Regions from separate parts of the Homo sapiens genome. Here region 2 is linked to region 1. The links are chromatin loops, found by intact Hi-C in ENCODE. Cell type or tissue: IMR-90. All regions are shown on one strand. Each heading gives the region's core, and the rest is flanking DNA. Links, peaks and the distances in the headings are about the cores only.

Evidence for each region. Hi-C counts contacts between places; a loop is a spot of excess contacts. Peaks named below come from ENCODE experiments on the same cell type or tissue, not always from the same donor. Only the 100,000 strongest peaks of a DNase experiment are listed, where the experiment ranks them.
Region 2: a loop joins it to region 1, with 3 times the contacts of the local background. A loop is called at or near these places in 7 of 110 quality-filtered maps.

What each region holds. Positions count from the first base shown.
Region 1 is chr2:174,778,750-174,794,407 of GRCh38, reverse strand. It overlaps LOC124907908 (a long non-coding RNA gene), which reads left to right and starts at 6,458. Exons shown (of 2, transcript XR_007087311.1): 1 at 6,458-6,534; 2 at 9,539-10,189. RefSeq lists enhancers at 5,573-5,867, 6,280-7,095, 11,754-12,361. In IMR-90, for the core only: no CTCF peak of the experiment used is centred there; a DNase peak (open chromatin) is centred at 6,457; H3K27ac peaks cover 3,800 bases.
Region 2 is chr2:174,828,438-174,844,095 of GRCh38, reverse strand. The region is part of intron 7 of CHN1 (chimerin 1); the gene reads left to right. Among named protein-coding and RNA genes, the nearest start is that of CHRNA1, 72 kb to the right of the region's middle. In IMR-90, for the core only: no CTCF peak of the experiment used is centred there; DNase peaks (open chromatin) are centred at 7,315 and 8,145; H3K4me3 peaks cover 149 bases; H3K27ac peaks cover 3,358 bases.

The DNA of each region.
Region 1 (15,658 bases), core at 3,413-11,412:
TTAAGTTTAGCTACATCAGCAGCATTTCTGTCCTAAGACTCTAGAACCGGAAGAAGCCATTGATCAGCACTAGGAGAGAGCAGAAACTGTAGCCATGAAGCTCCAGGCCCTCAATCCATTAGTGGCCTGCTTCTGCTTCTCTGACTCTACTCTGCTTTAGGTCAGTGCCATGGTTTTCAAACTTTAGATCTTTCAGAATCACCTGAAGAACTTGATAAAGCGGCTTGCCAGGCCCTGCCTCCAGAATTTCTGAATTGGGAGGTCTGGGCTGGGGCCAAACATTTGCATTTCTAACGAGCTCCCAGGTGATGCTGACACTGCTAGTCCCAGGATCACACTTTGGGGACCACTGGCTACGTGTTTCTTGCCCCTGGCTGTCCATTAGGACCACCTGAGTCCCTACTGCAGGCCAATTAAATCAAATGCTCTTTGGGCAAGGCCCGGGCAGACGGCACTCCAGGTGATTCTGATGGGTCGCCATTGTACCGACTAAATTATGCTTCATTTCCTGTTAGTGTGTTAAAATGTTCCTGGGATTTGTTTTATTCAGGGATAGTAAGAGAGCAGACACAGAAATGACTGTCATGAAGGAAGAAGTTCATAGAGACCCCAGAAACAGGAGGCACGGTAGACTATGCAGGATTACATGGCAAGAACCACAGTCACTCAGGAGGCAGAAGAAGGAGGCAGAACATGGCCCAGAACCTTTATTGGGATCTCCAGGGAAGGATGCATGAGGCAGGGTAGGTAGCTGAGTGAGCTAGGATTGGCTAGTTTGAATAATTTCAGCAGGCTCTGGGCTATAGGAGTGGTCTCCATTTGTTGGGTACCTGGTCCTGGGGTGATTTAGAGCAGGGAGAATGTTGTCTGGTATGTGAGTTTGACAAAGGAGATGATTGGGGATGTGAGCTCTGGATGGGTTGGTTTATATGTCAAAGGTGTCCTCAAAGGGGAATTCTTTGCTCTGTAGGACTTAGCTAGCCCTGGGAGGAGCAGGCTCTCTACCATCAATGCATCAAATGCCAGAGCATCAAGAAAACAAAAATCGGAAACTATATTCCATACAGTTGATTGCTCCTACTTCCCTTCAAAGTCACCTCCCAGTTTCTGACTCAAATCTGACTGTCCTCAATACTTTCTTTTCTTATTCAAATTTTATTCTAAATTGCATAACTTAACCTAAATTAGATGTTCTTAGAGAAAGGAAATGGGACTTTATCAAATTTTATAAAAATCACAAATCACAAGGAGAATGAATCAGATGAACACTTATTAACTAAAATCCTTAATTAGGAAGACCAGGGAGGTTCCCGAGAAACACAGGAAGTCATTTTTATGCAATAGGCACTAAACTCAAGGACTTTCTGTTGGAAATGTTAACTTCAAAGATTCTGTATTTCTCAGAGTGCATTTGAAAAGACTAGCATCCCATGTACTAGTCTCTTGTACATGTGAGAAATATGAATTGTTATGAGAACTATGACAACCTCCATCAACCGAACACAGCTATAGGTCCTAAGAACTGAGACCACCTGTGTCAACATGACTTAGTTGTTTTGTCCAGGAAATCTTTGCCCAAGGCAGATAAGACTATGAAGCAATAATTTCACTTTTGCTTCAGAAACTCCCTATAGAGCAATCTACTTGAGACAGCACACTGCTCACCTGAGCAAACAGCTTGCTTACCAAACAATAGCTTATCTATCAAAAGTCCCTGCCAGACCCTGCTGGGTTGGCTAGTCTTAACTACTATATGCCCTGCCTTAAAAAACCACCTTAACCAACTTGAGCCGAGTCCCCCCAGAACCCTACAAAATCCTCCTGTCTTCCTCATCCCGAGACACGACTTATATGCTGTGGCTCTCTCCCTTTCCGCCTTGAGTTCTGCTAGCTTAGTTTTGCTTTATCAGCAGGTTTGGTGATGCATTAGATAGTTCAACAGGTATCCCAAGAGCAAAGAGAACGACAGTTAAACGAGCTTGGGAAATACTGTATACCAATTCCACCTGTGTGGAAATTAGAATCATGTTAGCATAATAAAGCTTCTGAGAAGTTCTGCATTTTAAAAAGTTGAGGAGATTATACAAACTGGCAACTTGTGTATGGGAAGCCTTGTTGTTCCTGCAAACTTACTAACTTATCTAAAAACATTTTTTTTTCTTAACATCAGTTTTAAAAACATTACTTTAGGTCGATGGATGAATGATTTATCAGAAATGAAGGATCCTGGCATCCTGCAGCTAATGGGAAGTGACAAGACGCCCAGGCTCCCCACGCTGAGAATGTCCCCAGTCCACCAGCATAGCCTCTGCTGGGCCTGCCCTATGCCGGGAGTTCCCATGTGCTTAATGAGTTTGAGTAGACTGGAATCCCCGGATCTGTCAACATACAGCCTTTCGCTGAGGCACCCCCAGCAAGGCACCCATCCACTTTTTCAGAGTAGGAGGAGCCAGGATGCCTTCTTGCCCCAGAGTCCCAAAGCCACTTGAGCAGCCTGCCCACTAACACAGGCCCAGCCCAGAACCAGCATTCAGTGAACACCCACCCGATACCCATTCCCACTCCAGATGGTGATGCCAGGAGATCAGAGGAAATCCACACTGAGAACCTTCACAGTCTCTCAGTCAGGACAGCTAACTTCCCTGTTGTTTCCACTCTGGAAACCCCCTGGTTTTGTCCCAGGTCTGGGAGAAGAAATTAATAAATGATCAGATAATTCTAGGATCTGATGCATTGTCTGTGGAACCGGTGGCCAAGCAAAGAGGATGCGTGGCTCACAAAATCAAGGTTATTCCAATTGCCAGTGAGCATTTTGCAAGTGTGTTTCTTAGTATGTCCCCATTAACAATCACTAATATTAATTATAGTGATTAAAAGGAAACATCTGTGAAGACAGGCTTGAATTCTTATAGCTCTGGCTGGGTATAGCCAAATAAGACAGAGCTGCCAGAGGGAAGCATCATCATCATGTCTCTAGGAAGGGAGGCAGCAAGAAGGAGGGAGGGAGAAAGGCGAAAAAAAGGAAGGAGAAAGAAAAGATATTAATAGATAGGCATTAACTTAAACCGTTCAGGCTAGGCCCTAGGACACTGATTTTGTCTGCCCTCTCCCTTTTTCCTCCCTCTCCCCCTTCCTTGCTCTTATTACTCTGGCTTGCTGCTAGTTTTCAGATTGCAGAGCAATGCGTCTACAGAGGAAGCCAGAGTTTTTCACTTTGCGAAATTCATGCTGTTCCAAGTCTACTGAACTGAACATGGATTATAGCAAAGTTGTTAACATTTTACCTGCCCACATACCACGAACCGCTTTTCTTTTTTCTTCTTCCAACTTTATGACGGGAAGAAGCAAAGGGTTTGGTGGAAGGTCATTCTGACGGGAGCTGAAAATTTCTCACAAGGAAGAAATGCCCAGTGCCCCTGTACTCCTCTGTAGTGGGGAGTCAAGTCTCAGAGATGGCCAGGAGAGGACTGGCCCCACTCAGCCTTAGCCTAAGGTGCAGAAAAGCTCAGTCTGCTAGGAGAGGCCTCCCCACCCCCCACCCTCACTCTATACCTGGCCAAACACAAAGAAAAGTGGTAAAGAAAAAAAAAAATCTCTGCGATCAGTCAGCAACCCTGGGAGCAACTTTCTTCCTGATGTGTTTTCCTTCATTGAAAGCCTGGCCCAATCAAAGACAATGCCAAGAGCAAGCTACTTAGTTCTCAGAATGCCCAAGGTCTTCTATAATGTTGTGGAAAAAGACTCCAGGCTTGGAACGTAAAAACAAGGCTTGCCAATTATAAAAACTGCATTGTGGGAGAAATGAGAAAGCTGGCCAGTCTGGGGCTGGGGCCCCCGAAATATCAAAATCGAGGGCTTGCTTTGATATCTACAAGCCCTGCAAAGCTTTCCTTGGGGTCAGCAGGGGAGGGTGACTACAAGGATGATGGCCTTCCGGCCACTCCCACAGGAAAGACCTCAGATGGGATCCCCGTGTTCAGCATGGTATGGTGGTAGACAAAAGGACAAAAAATAACAAATGCTGGCAAGGATAGAGAGGGGAACACTCGCACACTGTTGGTGAAAATGTAAAGTAGTATTACCATTATGGAAACCAGTACGGAGATTCCTCAAGAACCTAAACTAGAACTACAGTATGATCCAGCAATCCCACCGCTGGATATACATCCAAAGGAAATGAAATTAGTATGCCAAAGACACTTGCATGTTTATCACAGCACTACTCACAATAGCTAAGACAGCGAATCAACCTAAGTGTCCATCAACAGATGAATGGATAAATAAAATGTGGTGTATCCAAAATAGAATATTATTCAGCCATAAGAATGAAATCCGGGCCAGGCGTGGTGGCTCACGCCTGTAATCCCAGCACTTTGGGAGGCGGAGGCGGGCGGATCAAGATGTCAGGAGATCGAGGGCATCCTGGCTAACACAGTGAAACCCGGTCTCTACTAAAAATACAAAAAATTAGCCGGGCGTGGTGGTGGGCGCCTGTAGTCCCAGCCACTCGGGAGGCTGAGGCAGGAGAATGGCGTGAACCCGGGAGGCGGAGCTTGCAGTGAGCCGAGATCGCGTCACTGCACTCCAGCCTGGGCGACAGAGCGAGACTCTGTCTCAAAAAAAAAAAAATAAAAATAAAAATAAAAAACTCCTGTCATTTGCAGCAACATGGATGAAACTGGAGGACATTATGTTAAGTAAAATAACATGTTACTCATGTGTGGGAGCTAAAAAAAACCGTGAATCTCATAGAAATAGAGAGAGAATGGTGGTTACCAGAGGCTGGGAAGGGATGGAGGATGACGAGACGTTGGTTAATGGGGACAAAAATACTGTTAGATAGAAGGAGTAAGTTGTAGTATTCGATAGTATAGCAGGGAAGTTATAGTTAATCATTTATTGTCTATGTCAAAATAGCTAGAAGAATTGTGACTCTCCCAACTCAAAAATGTTTGAAGTGATAGATTTCCCAATCAGCTGACTTGATAATTACAAATTGTATACAGGTATCAAGATATTATACGTACCCCCATATACATGTACAACTATTATACATCAATTTCGTAAAAGAAAGACCTTAGTGAAATGGGAAAAGTTCACTTGTCGCCCTTGCAGGGCGTGCGACACGGGGACCGGCTTGCTTCTTCAGTGCCCCATTACTCAGGCCTCTAGGGAGCATACAGACGCGAAGGCTACCGGGCTCCAACCCCACGGCAGTGTCGAGGGGTGGATGTTTACAGCTCCTGAAGCCCCAGTGGGCGTGTGCTACCCTGCGCTCTTTTAGTTTTGTCGTCTATAGGCAGCTTGTATTAACCAGCTCAATTAGACCCTCTGCCTTGTTGCAACAACAGGGGGCTTTCTGTATCCTGGGTGCTTGCTTTGCTGTAACTGAAGAATCGGATCACACCTGGGCTTGGAGAATGAGTGCAAGATTTTGAGTAAAGGCAGCTCTCAGCAGATGGGGGAAGTCAGAAGGTGATGGAGTGGGAAGGCTTCCCCCCTGGAGTCGACAGCTCAGCGGCCTGGGCTCTCATCCGACTGCCACAGCATCATTCTGCTTCTGCCGGTCAGTGGCCTAGTTCCTCCGCCATTGTGCTCCTCTCCACGTCCTGCCATCTGTGTGTCTGCCTGCTAGGGCCTCAGGATTTTTATAGGCACAGGATGGGGGCGTGGCAGGCCAGGGTGGTCTTGGGAAATGCAGCATTTGAGCAGGAAAACAAAAATGCCTGTCCTCATCTAGGCTCGTAGGGGTGGAGCCCTAGCCAGGGGCCACGCCCTTCCCTCCCCCCCCCCCCCCGCCCCCGCTTCCGTATCACTTAAAGGGACCACGCTCTTCCCTTCGGTATCATTAGGAAGCTCAACAGGAAGGGAGGTGGGGTTATCATAGGCTAGCCATTCCAAAATACTATTTGAAAATGGGACTGAGACCGTAGTTTGGAAAGAAGTACTTGTTCTGAATGATCAAAGGGGAAGATGATCAAAGGGGAAGATGACACAAACTCTATAAAAGGGTCAGATGTCTGTTCAAGGAAATGAAGCATTAAGGATCTGATTATTCTTTAGGTTTTTAACTGATCAGGACTTGCAGTTCTTGTGTTACCAAGGGCCTGGTTTTCTGGTCAGCAGCACACAATTGTTTTAAATCCCAACCACTCATCCTAGTAATCCAAGCCCCTGAGTAGCCACAGGGGTCTTGCATTTCCCCGGGGCAATGGCTTGAGGGAGAGTCTCCTGCCCCTCTATGATTTTCAGGAAGAACTGATTCCCTGTCCCAGGTTAGATGGGTCTCCAGGAATATCCCTTAGTGACTAGAACAGAGCCCTCAGCCAGCCATCCTGGAGCTTCAAGCACCCTACTGCAGTGGGTGGTACATCTGGGCCCCATATGTTCGCAGGGAGGGGCTGAAGAGCCCAGGCCTACATTGCCAGGTCACCCACCCATTTGATGTGTGGTCACAGTGGAATCTGGTTGCCATGGGGATGCGAGGTTTTCTACTCAGGCTGTTTGAGAAGCAAATTTTTCCATTGTGTATATGTAAGCATACTTCAACATCTTTAAATTCCTTTTCTTTTTCAAATAGCATTCAGGGTGGATTCATACATTTAAAGAAAAATTCTAAAAGGCAATTTCCCAGAAAACAGGCTTTTGGAGGGTAACCAGGGTTCAGCCTTTGTTGAGGGATGAGGATAGGAAGAAGGGGCAGGGGCCACTTTTCTGAAAGCACCCAGGTCTACCCGCGCTGTTTAACATCTATCTCTGTGCTGCTGCCAGAGGCTGGCCCAACAGTAGCAGAAGCTCCAGGGATAGGCCAAAGAAAGCATTTTTTTCTTCTTCAACCTTCAACAAGGAAAGTTTACCTTGTTTTCTTTCTTGGTATTCAGTAAATGATTCCACAGCCCAGGCCTCTCTCCTCTATCTCAACACACAGGAACAATTTTTTGAGCTTCTGTGGACTTCTTTTTGGAATATGGTAAAATATACATAAAATTACCATTGTAGCCATTTTTAAATGTACAATTCAGTGGTATTAATTATATTTACAGTGTTGTGCCATCCATCTACAGAACTTTATCATCATGACAAATAGAAACTGTACCTGTGAAACAATAACTCTCAGCTGGGCGTGGTGGCTCATGCCCCTAATCCCAGCAGTTTGGGAGGATGAGGCGGGTGGATTACTTGAAGTCAGGAGTTCAAGACCAGCCATGGCCAACATGGTAAAACCCGTCTCTACTAAAAATACAAAAATTAGCTGGGGGTGGCCACACACGCCTGTAATCCCAGCTACTCAGGCTGAGGCAGGAGAATTGCTTGAACCCGGGGGGCGGAGGTCGCAGTGAGCTGAGATCGTGCCACTGCCCTCCAGGATAAGTGACAGAGCAAGACTCTGTCTCAAAAAAAAAAAAAAAAACTCTCAAGGGGCATGATAGCTACCTGCAGACCCAGCACTTTGGGAGGCTGAGCCAGGCAGATCACCGCTTGAGCTCAGGAGTTCAAGACCAGCCTGGGAAGCTTGGCAAAACCCAGTCTTTACAAAAATTACAAAGATTAGCCAGGTATGGTGGTGCATGCCTGTAGTCCCAGCTATTCGGGAGGCTGAAGTGGGAGAATCACCCTAGCCCAGGAGGTCAAGACCGCAGTGAGCAGAGATTGTGCCACTGCACTGCAGTCTGGGTAATAGAGTGAGATTCTGTCTCAAAGAAGCAAACCAACGACACACACACAATAACTATGCCCTTCTTTTCCTAGCCCCCGCTAACTACTGTTCTATTTTCAGTCTCTGTGAATTTGCTTATTCTAGGTACCTGATAGAAATGGAATAATTCTATAATATTGTCCCTTGGCGACTGGCTTATTTCCCTTGGCACGGGTTCAAGGTGCATCCATGTTGTAGCAGTCTCAATGCTTCATTCTTTTTAAGGCTGAATCATATTCCATTATATAGATGTGCTGCATTTTGTTTATCCATTCATCTGTGGATGGGCACTTGGGTTTTTCCACCTCTGGCTATGGTGAATAAGGCTATGGTGCACAAGGGTCTGTTTGAGTCCCTGCTTTCAATTCTCTTGGATATATAACCGAAGTAGAATCGCTGGATTGTAAGGTAATTCTATGATTCACTTTGTAAGGAACTACCAAACTATTTTCCACAGCAAGCCCGGGAGACTTCTGATTAATGCGTTTCCTGGAGCAGCTGAGGATTGTTTTCCAATAGAGTTTGGCAATGAGAACAATGGCATCTATTTTTTAATTCTCTTATTCACTTTCTATTTTTCTCTGAAGGTTTCTGTATGTCTTCTTTGTTCAAGATTCTCCTATTGACTGTTAGATATAACATATCTGGGGGCATCACTGAATTGATAATTGATTGATTGGTGGACAAAAACTGGCAACAAGGTGGGGTGAAGCAAACATTCTCCTGCTTTTCCAAACCCTCCTGTGGATCCAGCAATACTTGGCTTCCACCGGTCATTCACAGGGACCTTCATCACAACATCCTCTCTCACCCTCCCCACTCCCAGCTTCTGTCTCCCCCAGTCCATCCTCAGGACCAATGGAGTGTTCCTTCCCTGGACTCATTCTCCAAACTTCCACCACACTGGAAGTCTCTACAGCGTTGTCTCGTGTTTTCACTGTTATTCCTAATGTTTTGTCTTCTTGGGGCAGCATATTCCCACCCCTCCCACTTCCACACATACAACAGTCCCAGATATAAGGCTAAGCTCATCATAGAACTTGGAAAGTAAGAGCACACTGACTCACGACCCTGGTCATAGACTTGGACAAATGCTGCTTGGAGGTCCCAGAAGTAAGGAAGCCTGGGGTAAAGGAAGCAGCCATTTCTAGACATGGAGACTGGATTTTGCTTTTCTCTTTTGCATATTCTCATAGTGAATATAAAATATTCAAAGAAAGACATGTAACTGAAGAGTTTAATGAATAATTTATAAAGCAAACATCTTTGTCACCACCACCCAGGTTAAGAAGAAAAACATTGCCAGGCACCCCAGAAGTCCCTGTCCACCCTGGGAAAGAAAGTCTGGCTGATTCTGATTCCTTTCCTTCCCCTGGGTATCCGTATCTTGTGTTTTATAAATTTTTTTCCATATTTTTGCTACTTTTGTATGCATCCCTAAAAAAAATATGGCTTTGTTTCTGAACTTCACATGAACAATATAATGCTGTATATATTCTTTTTCGATTTTCTTTGTTCACTCGACTTTATGTTTGTGGGTTATGACCATGTTGTTGCCCTAGCTGTAATCAGTTCATCTTTACAGATGGATAGCATTCCACTGTACAAATATAGCTCAATTTATGCAGGCCATCTATAACTGTTGATGGGCATTGGGTTGCTTCCAGCATGGGGCTATTAGAAAAAACACTCTCATGATCATCCGTATACATCTCCAGATGCAAAGCATGTGCCTAGGAGCAGGGTTGCTAGGTCATGGTGCCAATGTATCTTCGCCTCTCCTAAATAACGAATGCTAGCCTGTTTTCCTAAACTGTTGTGTCATTCTCACTCCCACCCTAGGTGAGAAAGTGCCTACTACTCCTTTGCTCTCCAACACTCAGAAAATGCTCTGCAAATCCATGAACACAGAAGGCTGCTTATCTATTTCACTGGAGCTAAAAATGTTCAACAGCCACATCCTTGACCTTGGAGATCTCTAAGCTCAGAGGCCCTTGGAGATCTTTCCACAGGATCTCCTGCCCCAGTTTCAGAATAGTGGGAGTCAGGGGAGACTGGAACAGAGATGACAATTGCAGCTGGGCAGGAAGGCCCTGAGGGCACTTAGCAGTCACCCTGGAGTTGTAAATGGCAGAGCCTCGCCAGCTACAGACCCGCCAGCCAGTTGCACAGCATACATCAAAGGCTCGAGATGCCCGGCTGTGGGTTTAAATGGAGCCCAGGTGTAGCCTGCAAACTCCCTCTCTTCTCCCCCACTGAGCTACACCTCCACTTTACACGCTGAGCTTGGCAACCTCAGCACGACCAAGGCTGTGGGGTCAGAGTTGCTCTCAGTCTTGCCAGCTAGGAACGCTCAGTTAGGCTTGGTGATTAGAACCCACCCTATGAATAGAGCAGAGATGCTGTGTTAGACCAACTACTGTTCCAGAATCAAGTGATTCGGATCATGTGTGTAAGCAAATAAAAAGTTCAATGTTGTGAATTGAGAAAAAATTTACGTACCTCCTTATTACAAATTTCAAGCAGAAGAGATAAGTACGAAGAATACAAAATCACTTAAAACTCCACCATACGGAAACAACCATCACAAACATTTTGTTCATTTTCATTCCATATATCTCTCAATGCAAATACACAGATGGAAAAAAGAATGGAAGGAAGAACTGAAGAATGGATGGATGGGTGGAAGGATGGACAGATGGACAGATAGATGGGTAGGCAGGTGAGTCCGTAGATGGGCACACAAGTTATAGATGTAATTCTAGAAATAATCCTACAGTACATGTTATTTTGAACTGAAAATGTGTTCCTTCTCTTTAGAAACTATTACCTGTTGCTTTCTTCCTGTAAGTACAGGAGTAAGATATTCTTAATGCAGAAACCTGGAGATCATAGAACACAAACTAAAAAATGCACTCATATTCCACCACCAGAAGATTACTGTTAACATATATGCATACGTATGTATATAGGTATGTTATGGACTGAATGATATCACCCCATAATTCACGTGTCAAAGCCCTAATCTTCAATGTGACTGTATTTGGAGACAAGGCCTTTAAAGAAGTAATTAAGGTTAAATGAGGTCATAAGGCCCCTAATCCAGTAGGGCTGATATCCTTATAAGAGGAGGAAGAGACACCAGAGATCTCTCTCTCTCTCTCTCCATGTGTGTACAGAGAAAAGGTCATGTGAGGACACAGTGAGAAGGTGGCCGTCTGCAAGTAAGGAAGAGAGCCCTCACCAGAAACCAACCCTGTTGGCACTCTGATCTTAGACTTCCAGCCTCCAAAACTGTGAGAAAATAAGTATCTGTTGTGTGATCCATCCAGCCTGTATTACTTTATGGCAGCCCAAACAGACTCAAACAAAATACAATGTAATATTTAGCAATGCACCTCTGTCACCTACCTCCATGGTCCCTTTTTCAGTCTTTATTCTGTTCAGTGGCCAAGGGCCAAGGACTCCCTGTGATGCCAGCCTCTGGGCACCAGAATGGAACTACTCAAAAGGGCAACAGCAGCCCCGCAGGCCTCCCCATCCTCCCACCCAGTGTAGGCTCAGTAATAACTGAGTCTTCATAGCTACAATGCCTTGAACCAGATTTTAAAACAAACAAACCATGCATGAAATTGATACAAAAAATAAAATGCTGCTTAAGTCTGTCCCTAGATCCAGCTCCTAGGGGAGTCCCTTCTCCCCTACAGAATGCATTGGCCTCTGTCATCACACCACCTTCTCCGCCATCAACACAGGGATCGGGAGGAGACCAGACATGTTGTCCAGACCCAGGCTCTTGTGAAAGGTCTTTGGGTTTTGGACAGCAGTATCCAAAGCTTTCCAACTTCTTCCCTATGCTAGGGAGAGGCGAGGCTCTGTAAGTGTAAGCCTAAGGGGGTGAAGAGGCCTCGTGCTCACAATCCCTGTCTCCAACCTCATTCCTTATTCCTACTAATCTTCCTGGTGCCCCTTCTTATCCAAGCCCCTCATGTGATCCCTACACCCAGGGCACCCACCACTGCATGTCCTCACTTGCATCAAAATATCTCCAGCTCCCATCCTTAGAACTGTCGCGTGAGCCATCCCTTAGTAATATGATGGTCAACTCCGTGAGGGGATTGAGCTTGTCATATATTGCTGTTCCCAAGCTACCGGTTTGCATTTTAAATGGGTCTTTCTGAAAGCAACGGTGTACTCTTAAAAACATGGCTCCCCCCAGAAGCTGCGTGCCATGAGCCTGATTGTTGGGGCTCTGCAGGGGCCTGCAGGTGTGTGGACGCTTGGATCATACTGAGCAAGGGGCTACCTACCCCCTCTATGCCTGAGACCAACCTGACTTCTAAGGAGATGGTGGAAGGGGAGCAAAGAGAGAGGATACCTCCGCATTTCTGCTCTGGGCCCCGCTCTGTGGGGGCGCAGAGCAAGCTCGCTGTGTTCAGCCCAGCCGCAGTGCCAGCTGGCGAGCTTGCCAGATCTTTCTCTATCCCCCATGCCACCTCCTCCTCTCACCTAAAATGGGAGGAGAGGGGGAGGAAATGCTGCATTTTCCTCCTGTGCTGAATTTATCCCGACTCAGACCGGCTGCGGAAGCCAGGGAGAAGATAAACAAAGAAGTCTTGTTATAATTTTTCAAAAAACTCCCAGTGCTCTGCAGCCCACTCCGTTTTCTTCCTACCTTGCTTAGGGTGGAACTCCGCCTGGCTTCTGCTGCTCTGTCCTGCATCTGAAGGGTGACCTCCTTGCTGGAGACCCTCCTCCTCCGTGTGAGCCCCAGACCCTGGCTGCAGCTTTATTTCACAGGTGGGGACTGAGCTCCGAGGCAGGTGCTTGGCATTTTCTAACCAGTTAACACCCTTGCTGTGGCCATCAGTTGGCCACTAGCTGCACCTGCCTCGCTGTAAACTGGAGAGCAATGGCACAGGACTTTACCTCATGCCCCCTTCCCTCCCTATGGAGGCCCTAAGGAGAGATACAGAAGGAACAACAGCCTGAGGAAGAAAGAGAAGTGAAGTGAAGGGCCTGGATATCCACCAAGCGGAATTTGGTGCTTGGACCAAAGGAGCTGGGCGGTAGGGGCAGGAAAGGACAGCCTCATGAGGGCCAGGCTGTTGTCTCGTTTAGTCTTCATTGTAGTCCGCTGGTGATAAAGAGAGCAATCAGTAGCTTTCCTCCTGGAGAGTGTGGGCTCTGCATCGGAATTCAGGCATCGTGGATATTTACACCTTGCCGTGGGGCACAGGCACATGGTTGAGCTGGGCCAATTAGAGACACACAGACTTAAGTGAGATGCCAGAGCTGAGAGTGGCAGGAACAACGAGGGACCACCATGGCAGGGGGCTGCAGGGGGTGGAACCCTGTGTCCTCAGTGGCCTTGGAGGTAGCTGTTCCCCTACGGTGGCCAGGCCCAGCACCAGCGGTACCCATAGGGGACTGTGATGTCCAGGAACCCACAGCAGGCGTCCCAGAGCCCTCCCGGCCCTAGGCTTCTGGTGTGGTTCTGCCCATGAGCCTGGCTGCGCCAGAGCCCTCCTGCTGTTTTCCAAGCTCACGCTGCAGCCCTCGCTGACTCTGAGCCACCCCATAGCCATTCAATACACTCCTTTTCCACTGAAAAGGCAGATAGTGAGAAACGTTGATCCAATAATAACATGAAGTCCATGAAAGCCTGTGGCTATGAAGAATGCTGAGCCATTGAATCCACCAGAGATAGTAAAGGGGGCCTTGAAATATTCTGAGGCTTGTAGAAGGGTAAAGTAAATACCTAAGGTAATTGTGATGGATACTGCCTGCTGAAAACAGCCCTTGTTCGTTTCTGCTGCTTACATCTGAGAGCTCCAGCTGATTTCCCAGACCCCTGGGCTTTGATTCCAGAGACTTCCACCCTGCTTATCTCCATATGCTTTCCGCCTGTCTGAGGCCAGAGTAGACCCACTACACTTAGATGAACCAAGCATATCACACATCACATAAGAAGGATAAAAGCCTCCAAATCTTGCACCAGCCTCTGCCCTCCTACCCTGACAGCCGCCACTTCTACCAGTGGGGGTTTTCCCACCAATCAGGCGAGTAGGTTGAGGAGAAACCTGTTCTGTGGGCAAGTGAGGACTTCTGAAACAACAAGGCCACCAATCAGGATGAAACTTGATGTCCTGAGAAGCCCCCACACAAGCCTCCTGCGTGGCTTCTGATCGGTTTGATTCTAGCCCTGCTGTTCTAGCTACCTGGTTACTTCTAAATGGGGCTTTTATTACTAAAAGCAAGGTTCCCAGAGCCTGGAGTGTCTTCCAACATTACAATCCACATTGCAATGGTGAATAGTCACCATCATGATCACTCAAAGGCCAGGCAGGTATTTCCTTTTGCACTTGCCCTTTTGCATTGGCATTTTTCTCTCTGCCTAGTCTTTTAGCACCTGCCTGGCAACATTAATTATTTAAAGGGAGGTCAGGGAGGGCCAGAGCATCCCTCTGTGCCTTGAAATTACTAGTTTGCTTCTACTCTCAGGAGAGTCAGAATACAGGATTCCCAAGTCTCTGGGAGAAGGGTCACATAACAAGAAACAAAGGGTTTCTTAAATCCATCCAGATTTGTAGGGAGGGATTTGTGGAGGGACCAAGGGGCTCTACTGGAAATAAGACCTTAGTGACTTCTTTTGAATATCTCTTGGCCTCAGAATAAAGCGATGATGTTCCTAGACCCAGAGGCCTTGAGCAGACAGAAGCTGGCCTCCGACTGTTAATCCTCGAAGTCCTTGTAATTCACCCACAGAAGGGGGCTCTGAAATCAGTGGAACATGTGGGCTCTGAGAGCATCCAGTCTCCTATTGTCCTCAGAATCCCACCTTCCTGATGACATCCAGATGTGTCATCATTCCACGGGTCTGATTAGCTGTAGAATGTGGTATTTCCGTGTTTCCAGGATTCATCTGAGTTAACTCTGCTGCTAATTGGATTTGTATCTGGCAGTGGTAACATCAAAAAAAAAAAAAAAGGTTTTGTAGTCAATTAGGTTTCCCTGGAACACACAGGAAGGGGTTGTCCTGTCAGCGCTGAGGTGTCTCTACCTTAATGAGCTGCCCCAGACAAAGGCACAAAAGGACATTATCAACCCTGAGTACCTGTCTTTAGTGGCTTCTGTTGAACAGGAAACTGAGCTGGATCTGGGCACATGCGAGCTGGCTTTACTGCACTCTCAAATCGCCTACTTCCCTGGGAACACATCTGAGTGTGATCAGGTGCATTAGAGCCACTTTAAAAAATCATCCCCAAGGAAATGAAATGCACAAATGGTATTCCTGCAGCCTAATGACCCAGGGCTTGGTTTAACTGCACCAAAGGCAGGAAATGGCCACATACGAAGCCAGTTACAGCCCCCACTGCCCCCATAACCAAGCCACATGGCACACACCTGGAGGAAGGGAAGTGGAATTCTTCCTGCAAGGTTTTTTTCGGGTCTAGAACAAATTATTCTTCAAATGTCTTAACATCCTGAGTGTGGGTGGAAGTGATGCTTAGTTATATCTTATGGGAAAGATGGCGTGTTTTAGAGAAGAATCATCTAGCTGGCTGGGGACTGCAGGAAGGGCCGATGGTCACTGAGGGAAAACAGCAAGGCCTTGGCTTTTTTTTCCCTTTGGGTCTTGATGGGTCAAGTTCTGCCACTTTTTTAGAATACTGGGGGTTTCCAATCTCTGCCCCAAAGATCTGGAGGCACTTCCTGCTCGAAGAGAACTGGAAAGGCAGGGAGAGTTCCATATTCGTCACTCAGCAGCAGTCACACTGCCAGGACTGGGAGTGGTCTGGGAGGAAGTGGGCTCTCTCTGGGACAGTGGGGAGCCCCAAGAGGAGTGACCTTGTGAGGAGGTGGCTTCAGTCACAGACAGTGGTGGGAGTGAGCCAGGCTGTGGTCAGTCCGTGGTGAGGAGGGATTCCATCTAGGGGCGGGCAGCGCCCAGCATGTGCT
Region 2 (15,658 bases), core at 4,084-12,083, 49 kb before region 1:
CTATTACACTATAAGTTATCTAAATCAATTAGAAAATAATTGTAATTGTCCCCTGGATCAACCTCTTATTTTAAGAGCTACCTCATCCTAATACAACATACAACACACACACACACACACAGAGAAAGAGAGAGAACAAAACAAACTCTAACATTAAAAATAAAACTCAGGCACCCTTCCAGCAATGATTGTGCCATGCATTCTGAGGCTTTCTGGGTAAAATGATAAATAAGATCCAGCCTTTGCCCTCAGGAGCTTGCTTATTATATGCACCACCTTGGGTCAATTGCTTAATCTCTCTCTACATCGGAAAAATTGAGTTCCCAGTACATGTAGATACATGGTAGCCACTATTTTTGTTACTACAAATACCCCTAAGTGGGTTTTTTTTTTTTTCTGAATCTATACTGACATTTATTTATACTTAAGGGTTCATCTGAATCCTCTTATTCCTGTCCAGTTGCAGAGATTATGATGTGATTGAAAACCTTAGCATGATCGTGGGGACTGTGCCTAGTTGTCAGGCAGAGTTAGATGTTGCATAAGAATAGCTACATTTGGCCAGGCACAGTGGCTCATGCCTGTAATCCCAGCACTTTGGGAGGCCGAGGTGGGCAGATCGAAAGGTCAGGAGATTGAGAACATCTTAGCCAATATGGGGAAACCCTGTCTCTACTAAAAATACAAAATTAGCCGGGTGTGGTGGCACGTGACTGTAGTCCCAGCTCCTCTGGAGGCTGAGGCAGGACAATCGCTTGAACCCAGGAGGCAGAGGTTGCAGTGAGCCGAGATCACATCACTGAACTCCAGCCTGGGCAACAACAGCAAAACTCCGTCTCAAAAATAAATAAATAAATAAATAAATAATAAAAGCTACATTTTTCATGCACTACAGAATGCAGTGAAATCCTCTATATTTATTTTACTCTTTTCAAATTAAACTGTTAAATGTTTCATCTGGTTTGTTGCTTAATTCAGATAGCTCTATAAAATAAAATCAAGAGCAGATACAATATTATAATAACGACAGAAGCTAGGCTACTTAGGCAAATTAAGTAATTAAAAGAAAACAACATTAAGAATTATAGGGAGTAGATACTAAAAATATGAGTTTAATTTTTTAAGGTAGTCTTGAATTAGTTGTTGATTTTCATTTCAGGTACTTGCAGTCTGCATGTAAATGAAAGATATAAGATATTGTATTAATAGATTTAGTGTTGCCAAGATAACAGGCAAACAGTGAATCCTGAAATGTGAATTGATATTGCAATTAAAATAACACTGTAACATGAACCTTATAATAGTTAATAAAATTACTGATTCAAGACCTACTAGGAAAAAGAGATCATACTGAACCCAGCAATCCTAGCCAACAGACTGGACACTGTGCTGTCTGGTGAACTGAAGGGCGGCAGTGGCCGACACTCTTGCTGAGGGTAGTCTTTCCTTTCCTCCCGAGGACGTGGGCAAATCCAAGCCCCCTTTGGTCTTCATTTGGTTCACATTTATAATAAAATTAATACAAAATGAATGAACAAATAATAATTTTAATATAAACTGTGAAGTTTTAAACCACATGGTCTAAGGGTTCTCTTACAGCTCTAAAATTCTCGGACTTAATTATAGTGTATTGTGAACCATTAGATTTATTACAAGTATTCCATTTTTCATTAAAATTTTATTGAAGTTCCTATGGAGACAAATTTTCAATACGTTGATTTGAAAAGGAACTAAAATTAACTATATATGAAAGAATATTTAAAACTTTATATTAACAGCAGTGAAATGTCGTATTCAGAAACAGTGTCTATCACCTCTTTCATATTATCCCCACCAACCCTCACACCACCACCTTGCCTCCCTCCATTCTTCCTTGCCCTTTCCCGATGTCTAGTAAAATGCCTGTAACTAGCAGATGCTCAAGAAGCATTTGATAAATGACTAAATGAGTACACAGTGTGACATGCGGGGGACCTTTGGTTGTTGTTACTTGAAAACCTCTTCTCATGACAGCAGGAAATTAACACAAAAATAGAGTCTTCTATTGGTCTTAAGATCTGTATTGTTACAATGTTTTCTTTTAATTAGATTTATGTGAGTTTTCAAAATGAAATAAAACCCAAGATACCATCATGTTATCTGATATTGACTAGAGAATCTGTGTACATATTTTAAATGCTCAGGAATTTGAATAGTGTTTTGAATTAATGGTATTGTAAATGAAGGTAAATGCAATATTACAAAAGGGAAATGACAATCTAGAATGCTTCATTATGCTTCTGCAATAATGTCTCTCATCATTGCCTCTTCTGTGGATATGAACAAGGAGTGTCCAACATAAACATTTTAAAGGAATAATGTGAATTATTCCTTTAAATAATTTTACTTGGAAATTTAAATAATTTTAAATAATTTCTTACTTGGAATTTCTCCAAGAAAGAAATTAAGTGGAATTATATGTATTTCTGTTGTACACATGCACACACACACACTCTTTCCCCAGTTCTCAATGTGGGCCACTTGCAAGAGAAGACAAAAATAGCGCAGATCAGTATGTAGCATAGGTTCTGTCTGCCTAAGGCAATCGGACATGTAGAGGACTGATGAAGAGAAACTAGGAAATTGGTCAGAATCATCTTTAAAGTCCCTGTAAACATTGTATTTCTGTTGCTGCCTATTATAGTACATATCTGATGCTGCAGAAGCCAAAAATGACAGCCACTGCTCTGCTTTCCACTTCTGCCAATGCTGCTGGTGAGGAGGACCACAGAACCTGTGCACTGCCCCTCAGCACGGTGGCCCTCTCAACCTCACCCTGCCTGGCCTTATGGTTTGTCATGCTGGCTGGGGAACTGGTATGACACCCCGAGTACAAGTCATTCAGATCCTTAAGGTTATCAGAAAGGTTACTACCTGCCACTAATAATCCGAAAAGAAACATTTCACAAAGTTCTTGTTGGTTTGCACATAGTTGCATATACTTCTTTGTAGCTATCTTATGGGACTAGAGAATTTAAATTGCTATACTTCAGAGAAACCCATATTATTCTCACAGACCATGGCCCTTTATTCTGGAGATGTTTTATAATCTGTCTTTATTCCCCAAGTTCCAAATTTGGCATCTCTGTATTATACTGCCTCGCTGACACAAATTACTTATCAGTATGTTTTTTGTCTCTTCCATTCAAGCTTTCTACTATATCTTTTTTAAATGTTTTAAATGAGGAAGACATGTTTTGTCTTCCTCATTCCTTTCTAGCCTCTTGTTCCATGTCCATGTGGGCCCCTGAAAAGATTGGCTCTTTCAATATATGTATGAAAAATTGCTGTTGAACATACTAACTCAATCTTTTCAAAGAAAAATCCCTTAACAGTGTCGAAACATCTTGCCCACAGTATTCTCTAACCTAAAATAAAACTCTCCAGGCTTTCCTAGCTCCGTTTCCTCCTTGCTCATCCCTCAAGTATTTATCAAGCAGCTGTTGTGTGCAGACCACTCTGTTAGACATGGGAGGAGACACAGTAATATGTAATGTACGGTCCTTGACTGCTGGATATATGCAAACTGACTGAAAAGAAAGCAAATGTCAATATAATGAGAATGATGAGAAGGTCATAGGAAGGGTTTGGGGCCAGGCACAGTGGCTCATGCCTGTAATCCCTACACTTTGGGAGGCCAAGTCAGGAGGATTGCTTGAGCCCAGGAGTTTAAGACCAGCCTGGGCAACATAGAGAGACCTTGTCTTTACAAAAAATTTAAAACATTAGCTGGGTATGATATTGTGCACCTGTGGTTTCAGCTACTTAGGAGGCTGAGGTGAGATCACTTGAGCCAGGAGATAGAGGTTGCAGTGAGCTGTGAACACACCACTGCACTCCAGCCTGGGAGACAGAGCAGGACCCCATCTCAAAAAAAAAAAAAAAAAAAAAAAAAGAATGGTTTTATGCATAAACACTGGCAAAATACCTTTAATTTTATGTGCCACATATGTATAATAATGCCATATTCCTCATGGTTCAATATTTCATATACAAATACAAATGACATCTCTGCCTGAAACAGAATGACAGTCAGAAGTGAGTATGCAGAGTAAAATTCGACAGAGGGTAGTTTAAACTTTGGAGAGAGATTTTTTTTTGTGTGTGATAAGAACATGTCACATGAGATCTACCCTCTTAAATATTTAAGTAAGGCCAGGTGCAGTGGCTTATGCCTATAATCCCAGCACTTTGAGAGGCTGAGATAGGCAGATCACTTGAGCCTAGGAGTTTGAGACCAGCTTAGGCAACATGGCAAAACTCTGTTTCTATCAAAAATACAAAACTTAGCTGGGCGTGGTGGCACATGCCTGTAGTCCTAGCTACTCAAAAGGCTGAGGTGAGAGGATCACTGGGGCCCAGGAAATCGAGGCTGCTGTGAGCTGTGATTGTGCCACTGCAATATGGCCTGGACGATAGAGCAAGACCCTATGTCAAAAAAAAAAAAAAAAATCTTTAAGTGCACAACACAGTATTGTTAAGTAAAGGCATCGTGTTGCTCACAAGTTTCTAGAAGATACTCAATCTATTATAACTGAAACTTTATATGCATTGAACAGCAGCCACTCTTCTATTCTGAGTTTGATTATTATAGATACCTCATATAAGTGGAATCATGCAATATTTGTCCTTCTGTGACTGACTTATTTCACTTAACATCATGTCCTCCAGGTTCATCTCATGGTGTCATATACGGCAGGATTTCCTTTATTAAGGCTGAATAAATATTCTATTGTATATATATACCATACTTTCTTTAAGGATATAAACGCATAGGAAAAACACGCAATTTTTAAAAGTCACCTCTTACAGTTAATAACAATGTATAAGAATACATTGAGAATAAAATCTCTCTGAGAGTAGATTTTAAGTGTTCTCACTACAAAAAATATGTGAGGTAATGCTTACATTAATTAGCTCAATTTAGCCATTTCACAATGTATTTGCATTTCAAAACATGTTGTACACAGTAAATATAATTTTTATTTATCAATTAAAAATGAAATAATTGTCACTTCTTCTAAATTTTTTTTTTTTTTTAAGACAGAGTCTCACTCTGTCGCCGAGGCTGGAGTGCAGTGGCACAATCTCAGCTCACTGCAACTTCCGCCTCCTGGGTTCAAGCTATTCTCCTGTCTCAGCCTCCCTAGTAGCTGGGATTACAGGTGCCCACCACCAAACACACACCACATTTTTGTGTTTTTAATAGAGATGGGGTTTCGCCATGTTGGTCAGGCTGGTCTTGAACTCCTGACCTCAGGTGATCTGCCCACCTCAGCCTCCCAAAGTGCTGGGATTACAGGCATGAACCACTGCACCTGGCCTGTAAAATTCTTAATATTTCAGTTTACATGTTCATACAACAGTCCAACCTTCAGGAGTTGGTTTTTCCCCCGTTTGAGACATGTTGGTACTCTAAAGCCCCTTCTCGTAATCTCTTCTATCTTATATTCACTCACCCCTTCCAGATTTAACTGAGGATTGGGTCTTAATTCTCTTTTGCTTATTTTGTAAGTTAATAGGAGAAATACCATATGTAATATTTCATGTCTCTGTGTTTCAAGCCTTGTTTAACTGACAAAATGTGCTATCATACTTCATCTTTTTTGTGACCCACTGTGTCAACATTCCCTATAGGACAAAGTCTTATTAAGAGTGAGGTTTGGCTGGGCGCAGTGGCTCATTCCTGTAATCCCAGCACTTTGGGAGGCCGAGGTGGGTGGATCACCTGAGGTCAGGAGTTCAAGACCAGCCTGACCAACATGGAGAAACCTTGTCTCTACTAAAAATACAAAATTAGCCGGGCGTGATGGTGCATGCCTGTAATCCCAGCTACTTGGGAGGCTGAGGCAGAAGAATTGCTTAAACCTGGGAGGCGGAGGTTGCAATGAGCCAAGATCGTGCCATTGCACTCCAGCCTGGGCAACAAGAGCAAACTCCATCTCAAAAAAGAAAAAAAAAAGAGTGAGGTTTACCATGACTGTTAGTAGGACGGTTAAAGCATGTACCTAAAGAATACGTACATGTCTTATCATCTTGCTTCAATTATTGTCTATGTTGTCAAGTACTCCATATCTCAGTAAACTTAGTATCATTAGTTGGTGTTCATCATTTGTTATGTAATAGTGCATGACACAAAAATATTGTTGCCTCCATCAAATAGCCCAAAGGATAGAAAGTAGAAAAAGAGATGTGTATATACACCAAAGGAAGTGGAATATAGGTTAAAAAATAAATGAAAACGTGACAAGCAATGGTTTTTCTTTTTAAATATTTTTACTACACAAAAACTTCTGGTAGCTGAAAACCACTGTAAATTATTTTTTTGACAAGCAACATACTAATAGATTTTTTTTTCCAGTTTTCTAATCCCTCTTCTTAAATTATCTTGAGATTCTTCTGGTTACAAAATAGGAAAACTATAAAGGAAAAGGCCAGTAGCCCAACAGTTGAAGAACCACCATATCATCAGCTGCTTATTTTCTATATTTTTATGTTCTTTGGGGAGCAAAAATAGAACTGGCGTGTTTTGTAAGGTATTATCCAGACTTAAAAATTAAAAGAACACATCTATTTTTAGGTCATGGTAGTCAGAGGCTTGTTGTCACATTAGGTGATATCCTCCAGTCTTTTGTATTAGAGGTGACGTTTTGGCTATCCATGTGAATGGATTTGCCCAAATCAGGCCTAAAATATCATATTCTCTGTTTCTCTTTTTAGAACTACCTTTGTTTGGAGCTTCACCTCTTGCATGTGACACAACCCTGATCTCTGCTTGTGCTCTGCCTGGTACACATGCCCTTGTTCTTAAAGAGAAGTCCATCTCTAGGGGGTGTGCTAATTTGCTTTGATGGTTGCTGTTACAGCTCATTACTCCGCAATTGTATTACTTCAGTGTGTTTTTCTTAATCTGTTACCATGAATATATTTACTATTTGATGGAACAGTTGAGAGACTTTTACTGCAAGTGTCAGAAAACCCAGCCCACACTGGACTAAGAAAAAAGGGAATTTGTTGTGTCACATAGTAGAAAAAGTCCAGCATTAATTGAAGGTATCCTTTGACTTAGGGGCTTAAAATGCCACCAGAACCCTGTTTCCCAACTCTTTCTTCATTTTTAGGCTCCCTCTGGTGACAAGATGACTGTCAAAGTCTTCAGCTCTGTATCCTCCCAGATTCTAGTCAGCCTCAAAGACAGACTGTTTGAAAAAAGGTTCTGGGCATGGCAGTCATTGACCAATTATATCATATGCTCATCTCTGCACCAGTAGCTCCAGTCAGGAGAAGGGAATGTACTGGCTTAGATCCAGGTCTTCCCCTGGAGCTGGGGAAGAGGTCAGCTCTATACGATTCACATGGATTGGGAGCTTTTATGAAAAATAAGAACTTGTTCTGTGTACTGAAAAATAAGCAGTGCCCTCTACAAGATTAAATGTCAAATGAAATCACCTATTGCAAGATCTTAGTGAACAGCCTACTGAATATGACAGTGTTAATGTAACACTTTGCTGGGTGAGATGTGCTCATGAAACATGGATGACAAAAGAATCCTGAAGCAGTTCAGTCTGTATAAAGGGGGTTGAAAATTACTGATTAAGTTAATCTTATTTTACATGTGTAGAAACTGAAGCCTATTAAAGTCACTGGTTGGCGTTCACATGAACGAATCAGTAGAACCAATAATATAAACTAAATTTCTACTTTTGGTCATGATGGAAGAACTACATTTACCTTCCCATCTTAAACAACTAGCAAACCAGAAAAAGTATATAAAAACCACAGCCAGACATTGATCAATAGGTAGTATAGAACTGTGACAACTGAAAGAAGGAACACAAACAAAATGATTCTTAAGATCACTCTTACTGCTTGGAGGCAGTTTCCAGGCCACAGCACATGGAGGGGGAGTCCAAGCAGAGTCTTGTGGTCTACCCCAGTGAAGGACAAAGAGATTAGGGTGGGGTCGTGGGGGAGGTGCAAAGCAGCTCAAATGTATGGGGCAGAGACTGCCTGAGGAGACAGAGCTGCACACAAAAGGCATTCTGGAGATCTGCCGAGGAGCCTTCTTGAGTCTTTTACTGATGACTTATCTGCATATATGTGGGAAGAAACTATTGGGAAACCACCAGAAAGCAATAGGCTAAACAATGGCTGAAACTCACTGAAGACTCATTCTGCCCACTAGTAGAAACAGAAAGAAGTCACAACACATGGAGCATTGGTTAAGACTCTTCAAGAGGGTATCATCTTAGTACTGTGACCAAAATTAACAGTAGACTAAAGGTTGTAGTGAGGAAAGAAATGGAAGCTGTCTTTAAAAATCCAAATTGAATCTCTAGAGGTGAAAAGTATATCTGAAATGAAAAATACACTGGATTATATTAACAGCATATTAGATACCACAGAAGAAAAGATTGGTAAACCAGAAAATACAATACAAAATATCCAAGATGAAGAACAGAGAATTAAAAAAAAAAAAAAAATGAACACAACATCAGTGACCAGTGGGACAATAGCAAGCAGTCTTAACATAAGTGTAATTTGGGTCACAGAAGGAACAGTGATGGGAAACCAGGAGACAGAGCAATTATTTAAAGCTATAGTGACCAAAAATTGTATAAATTTGATGAAAAGTCACAGATCCAAAAATGCAGTGAACACTAAACACTAAACAGAAAAAAATATGGTGAAAGCAACATCAAGGCATATCATAAATTGCTGAAAACCAGTGTTAAGGAGAAAATTGTAAAAGCAGCCAGAGAGAGTGAGAAAATTTGGGGAAAGAACAGTTTTCACTGTAAAGTGATACCGAAGGCCCCTGGCTTACAATGGCTCAGCTTATGATTTTTGACCTTATGATGGTCTGAAAGCAATATTCATTCAGTACAGTCCTGGATTTAGGATTGGATTACATCTGGATAAATTCATCATAAATTGAAAATATCAAAAGTAGAAACCCCACTCTCAACTTATGATATTTTCAACTTATGGTGGGTTTATTGACATGTAACCCCATCATAAGTCAAGGAGAATCCATACTTTGCCTCAGCCTAAGAATTGAGGTTGTTCATCCCACACGTAATGTACAGAGGATGTCTCTCAGATCTAGAAATTATACATACGTTTGGTTTCTCTTAAGTTTTATTTTCACATTTCAGCTTCATAATGTGTTTATAGTTTTGTGGTTTTATAGAATCTTAAATGTGCATACTCACACTCAAGAATACAATGCACATTTGTTTAAAAGAATATAAATTATTTTTATACTACTATCTTCTCTGTTAATATCTTCGAGGATTATTTTAGTTAGGACAGATATGTCAACTTTGAGGAAACAAATTATTTTCCTTTTTCACTGGTACTCACACATCTTACAAAGTTTTTTTTAAAAGCAGTTGGGGGGATGCACATTACATAAAAATGAATAAAGAATGGCAGCAAAATTCTCATCAAAAACTATGCAAGACAATGGAGTGACATCTTCAAAGGACTGAAGGAAAAGAAATCTATTAACCTTGAATCCTATATTTAGCAAATATATCTTTCAGAGATGAAGAGAAAATATTTATTTTTTTAAACAAACAAAAGCTGAGTGAATTCATCCCTAGGAGACTGGTACTACAAGAATATTACAGTAACTTTTTAAGAAAGAAAATGATACCAGGTGGAAATTTAGAACTACACAAAGGAATAAAGAACACTAGAAGTAATAGTAAGCATGGGTAACTTTAAAAGATATTTTTCCTGACTTAGTATCTTTAAAAGATAGTTGACTCTTTAAGGCAAAAATGGTAATATATTATGTAGTTTATACAAGCAAAATGTATGACAACAGTAATGTAGAGTAGAGGATGGGGGAAGTGGAAGTATATTCATGTATAGGATTCTTGGGCATTACATAAAGTGGTATACTATTTGGAGGTAGACTGTAAGTTAAAGGTGTATATTGTAGACTGGGCATGGTGGCTCACGCCTGTAATTCCAGCACTCTGGAAGGCTGAGGCAGGAGGACAGTTTGAGCCCTGGGGTTTGAGACTAGCCTGAGGCACGTGGCAAGACTCCATCTCTATTTAGAAAAGAAAAGAGAAAGAGACAAAATTAGCTGGGTGTGGTGGCACATGCCTGTGGTTCCCACTGCGTAAGAGGCTGAGGTGAGAGGATCACTTGAGTCCAGGAGTGTGAGGCTGCAGTGAGCTATGATTGTGCCACTGCACTCCAACCTGGGTGACAGAGTGAGACCCTGTCAAAAAAAAAAAAAAAAGATGTGTATGTTCTAGACCTTAGAATAAAACTAAAATTGACATAGTTAAACTAACAGTGGAGATAAATGGAGTCATAAGAAATATGCAGTTAATTCAGAGTATAAAACATAAAAAAAGGAATAAAGGACAAATGGAATGCATAGAAAACAGGTTGATAGTTACATTAAATGAAAATGACTCAAACACACCATTAAAAGGCAGAGATTGTCAGGTTGGACAAAAAAGCAAGATCCAGTGATATGCTGTGTACAGGAAACCCACATTAAATATAAAGGGCACAGAGAGAAGTGAAAGAAAAAGCAAAATTCTCATCAGAAATTATGCAAGACAGTGGAGCGACATCTTCAAAGAACTGAAGGAAAAGAAACATTAACCTAGAATTCTATATCTAGCAAATAATATGTATATGTAGACAATAATTCAAAGAAAATTGGAGTGACTGTACTTTTTTAAACACAATTTTTGAACAAGGAATATTATTGGGAATGAAGAATGTAAAATTAATCAAGAAGATATAACAGTTTAAAATTTATATGTACCTAATAACAGGTGCAAAATACATAAAGCAGCAACTGAGGTGAGGGTGAAATAGACAGAATATACAGAAAATTAGTAAGAGTATAGAAGACTTGAAGAACAGTATCAACCAATTTGACCTAACTGATATTTATAGAGTACTCCACTCAACAACAGCAGGATACACATACTTTTCAAGTGAACTGGAAGATTCACCAAGATACATAATATTCTGGACCATAAGACAAATATAACCATGTGTCATATAACTGTTTCAGTCAACAACTGACCACAGTTATGACAGTGGTCCCATAAGAGTATAATACCTTATTTTTACCCTGTCTTTTCTATGTTTAGATACATTTAGATACACAAATACCATGGTGTTAATGTTACATATTCAGTACAGTAACATGCTGTACAGGTTTGTAGCCTAGGATCTATAGGCTAGACCATTAGGTCTAGTACATAATAGGTTTTACCATGTAGATTTTGTGTAAGTACACTCTATAATGTTCACCTAATGAAGCATTTCTCAGAGAGTGTCCCTATCATTAAGTGACACATGACTGTATCAATAAATGTAGAAGGGTTAAAGTCATACAAAGCATATCCTCCAACCACAACAGAATTAAATTTGAAATCACTAACAGATATCTGAAAAATTTCCCACATACTTATAAATTAAATAACATACTGCTAAATAACTCATGGGTTGAAGAAGAAATCACAAGATACATTAGAAAATATTTTGAACTGATTGAAAAGAAAAATAAAACATATCAAAATTCATAGAATGTGGCTAAAGTAGTACTTATCAGGAAATTTATATCATTAAATGCTTATATTTAGAAAGGGAGAAAAAAGGTCTTAAGTCAAAGAGCTAAGCTTCCATCTTAAGAAACTAGAAAAAGAAGAATCAATTAAACCAAGTACTTAAGGAAAGGCAGTATTAAAGGTAAGAGCAGCAATCAGTGAAAAAGAAGAAAAACAGAATTTTTTAAATCCCAGAATTTACTGGGATTTTAAAAAGGGTTTTAACTACATACTTTTAATAACTTCCTGTGCATTTTAGTCAGATCTTTTTCTTAGTATAGGAATACTTGCATTCATATTGTAATATATGTTAACAGTACTTCTTCAGATGACACTTTTATAACCAAGTCAAAAAGAAATTGAAACCTGGTTGTGTGGAAATAATATATTAATGCAGACTTAGCTTCAAAGAATTGTGGATCACAAGACATTGTAGACTGGTCTGAGGGTTTTCCGTATGTCAGTGTTCAGTTACCTATCTATAATGTAGGTATAGAGATTTTCTGTCACTCAGCTATGGAATGTAAGTGGTTTTTATTGCACAACCATTTACTTATTTATTTTCCTATTGTACCTACATAATATAACCTTAGGGGACTGGTATTTCAAAGTGTTGATTTTTACTAATATTTGAATACGAACTCATTCATCTCAGTAATGAAGCTTACTTTCTAAGTAGAAGTGTTTTAGGTGATGGCATTTAACATTTTTGAACCTTGAGCATGATTCAGTTTGGAGGCAAAACTATCAGGGGAAAAGAAATCAAAAAGAAATTGTCTTCTGAAACTTAAAAGAAGCCTAAACATTAAAATTATATATTTTATAATACTCTAAATACTCATATTTTGAAATGGAAAATGTCTTTGAATTAATGGTTATATTTATTGTTTCATCATTATTATACAATCTGTACCTTGTAGCATATAATAATCAAAGGATTGCTTTGAGAACTTTGATATTTCCACATCCAGATTCTTGGGTTTCAGATTGATGGTTCTGTGTAAGGGGCCACTATTTCAGCTCAGCACAGAACATCAACACCAGAAATTGTGTTTGTGTTCTAGCATTAATATGGTTGTTTATGATTCTAAGCAAGTTCTGTGCAACCTTTGCATTCATTTTGTAATTTTAGATATACTTCTCCCTCAAAAACATAGCGGTGATTGGGAATGTATGGATCATAAAGGAAACCATAAAAGAATTTAAGCTCTGTTAATAAGGCCAATATTGAATTGTGGTAAATGTATTTTTATGAGAATAATTTATTTTTTCTGCACATATTTAAAATATTGTTTTGTATACCAATTAACATAAACCATTTTTATAATATTCATATGGGAGCAGAACTAAATTACTGTATTGCCCTGGTGACTGTCCTAATAGTCATATTGTTATAGTATGATCATATTTTACCAGCTTTTCCCTGTAGTTATTGCTCACAGTTAAAGTTACATCATTTATTTGTGGTATGGTCAATGTATGTCTAGTAGGCTTTTATGGTATTTCTCTCAATTTTGAACAGTTTTCTTACTCTTAAAATTAGGTCACCAATTTTCTGTCATTTGTCATTCTCTTTGAAGCGGTGCTTCCGTGTTAACTACTTGTGTGGTTAAGTATGTGGCGCAGAAAGACCCTGCAAATTCTCCCGTGTGGCCACCTCTATAGCAGCTGGTTATACAGGCCATTAGCACCTGCGCCCCTTCCCCAGCCGCCTAGTGCCTCCCTCACTCCTGTCTGCTGCTGGCCAGTGGGCATGCCTTTCTATTCCAGGTACTTAGCCTTGGCCAGTGCTTAAAGCTATGTTTCAGCAAGTGCCTGGTGCATTTCTTCTGCCTTTCCTGCCATGGTCATCAATTACACATCCATTTGATCAGGACAAGAAGACTAGGAATGGCCAGCATAGTGTCAGTGCTTAACTGACATTATCGTGGTGCTTAACTGAACCAAAACCTCGCTCTTTGTTAATACATTATTACTCCAGAGTTATAGGGTGGTTAGTAGTTTTGACTAGACGTAACTTAACAACAAGGCAAGAAGGTATTGCCTTGATACTAAAGATACTCCTATAGTAAGTATTCCTCCTAATTTAAGTACTCTTGTATGTATTTCTTGCTAATGATCATAGCCAGTGTTATGTATTCTCTTTTCACGGCATAATAATATAAATCAAAGTACTTTAAACTGAAGTGGTAAAATTAGGGTATGATTTTTTTATTTTTTATTTTTTTTTGAGACAGAGTCTTGCTCTGTAGCCCAGGCTGGAGTGCAGTGGCACGATCTCGGCTCACTGCAAGCTCCGCCTCCTGGGTTCATGCCATTCTCCTGCCTCAGCCTCCCGAGTAGCTGGGACTACAGGTGCCCGCCACCACACCTGGCTATTCTTTTGTATTTTTAGTAGAGATGGGGTTTCACCGTTGTTAGCCAAGATAGTCTCGATCTCTTGACCTCGTGAGCCACCGCGCCCGGCCAAATTAGGGTTTGATTTCTAAATTCCATATCATATGGACCAAAAAGTTTAAGACCATCTTGGTGAGACAAACATTGGTCACCTAAAAGAGTGCATTCTAGTTACCCTAAACATAAAAATGAGGGAAGAAAAAACTTTCCTGACCAGCTGCCTGCCTACCTACATTCCTTTCGTTTTGATTTTGTTCATCTGTTCTCTCCCCTCATCACCCAACACTGTGCTGGAGAACTGACTCATCACAGTCCCAAATGAGAAGCTGCAGCTGAAATGTCATTGCCACCTTCCCAAGCAAAATTTTATTTCCCGTAATGTTCATATCATCTCCAACGTGGCTTACATTTGCAGCAAGCTTTGCAGGCATGCTCCTTGGCTATTTGCATTCATGCTTATTTCTAAAGGGAATGTTTTGACTTGAAAGGAACAATGAAGATTAATGGTGAATTTTTCTTTATCTTCCTATATCATGGATTTCTTTTTCAGTTTCTGTTACTGGCTTTCAAACTGGAGATATGAATGCTGTAAACATGATGAGAAGCAGGGTGTTTGTTTCCTTTTATAAGCCAGGATTTTAGTCTGAATAATGGCAGGCCCAACTGAGAATGACTTCAGTTTTTATCTAAGTCATTGCCCAGGAGACACATGACACTTGGCCTGTGCCATATGGGCCCCTCAATAGCCCACCCTTTCCCACCCTGTCCTTTGCAGCCTGCTTCTGACCAATGCCTTCACTGATAAGACTGTACTGGGGATCCGTTAATTAATCCAGTCTTTCATCTCTGTTTTAACAGAGAAGTTAATGTGAAAGGAGTTGTTCACAGGTTAAAAGCAATCACAAATGTCATGGTAATAAAATGGTCTTTTTTTTCCAGTTGCACAAGAGGGCTTTGAAACTAGTTCGTTTTGCCCTTTATTCATTAAAGTGTAATTCATGCCTTATACTCTGTCACTTTCATTTGTCGAGATGGACCAAAAGCTTTGGAGGTGGCCTAGAAAAAATATCTGTGGCCCACTTACAAGGTTGCTTTTCTTGGGACCATTTTTGACTTCGCTAATAATGTAATAGGGTGAAGCTGATTGTTCTTTTGAATTATGTCTTATCAGGAACCATACCCAGAGGAATGGGTTGCAGATTTCTAGGGGGTGTGGCAATTCTAGGCAAAAGTCACTCTCTGTTGTGATCTAGAGCTTCAGGCCCAAGCCCTTGCACCCCTTGTGAACCCTTCCAGGCCTCCTTTCCCGCATATCCCACCTAGTTCTTCCTTAGCATCCTGCAACACACAAATAGTCTTCAAGATGCAACTTATGGCTTTTTAATTATATTTTGAATGTTCATTGTATTCAGATTTCATCATTTTTAAAACAGGTAATTAAAATACAACAACGTCTAGTAAACAAAATTGTCTGCAGATGTCAGTGCCTGTAGAATTATCTATAGGAAACAGCACCTATTAGTATTGTGCTAGATGGAGCAGCACAACTGAAAAGCTATTCTAAGTTGTACAATTTGTGCAATTGATTTTTTAAAGATACCTTTTTCTGAGTTGGCAAAGTATGTGAC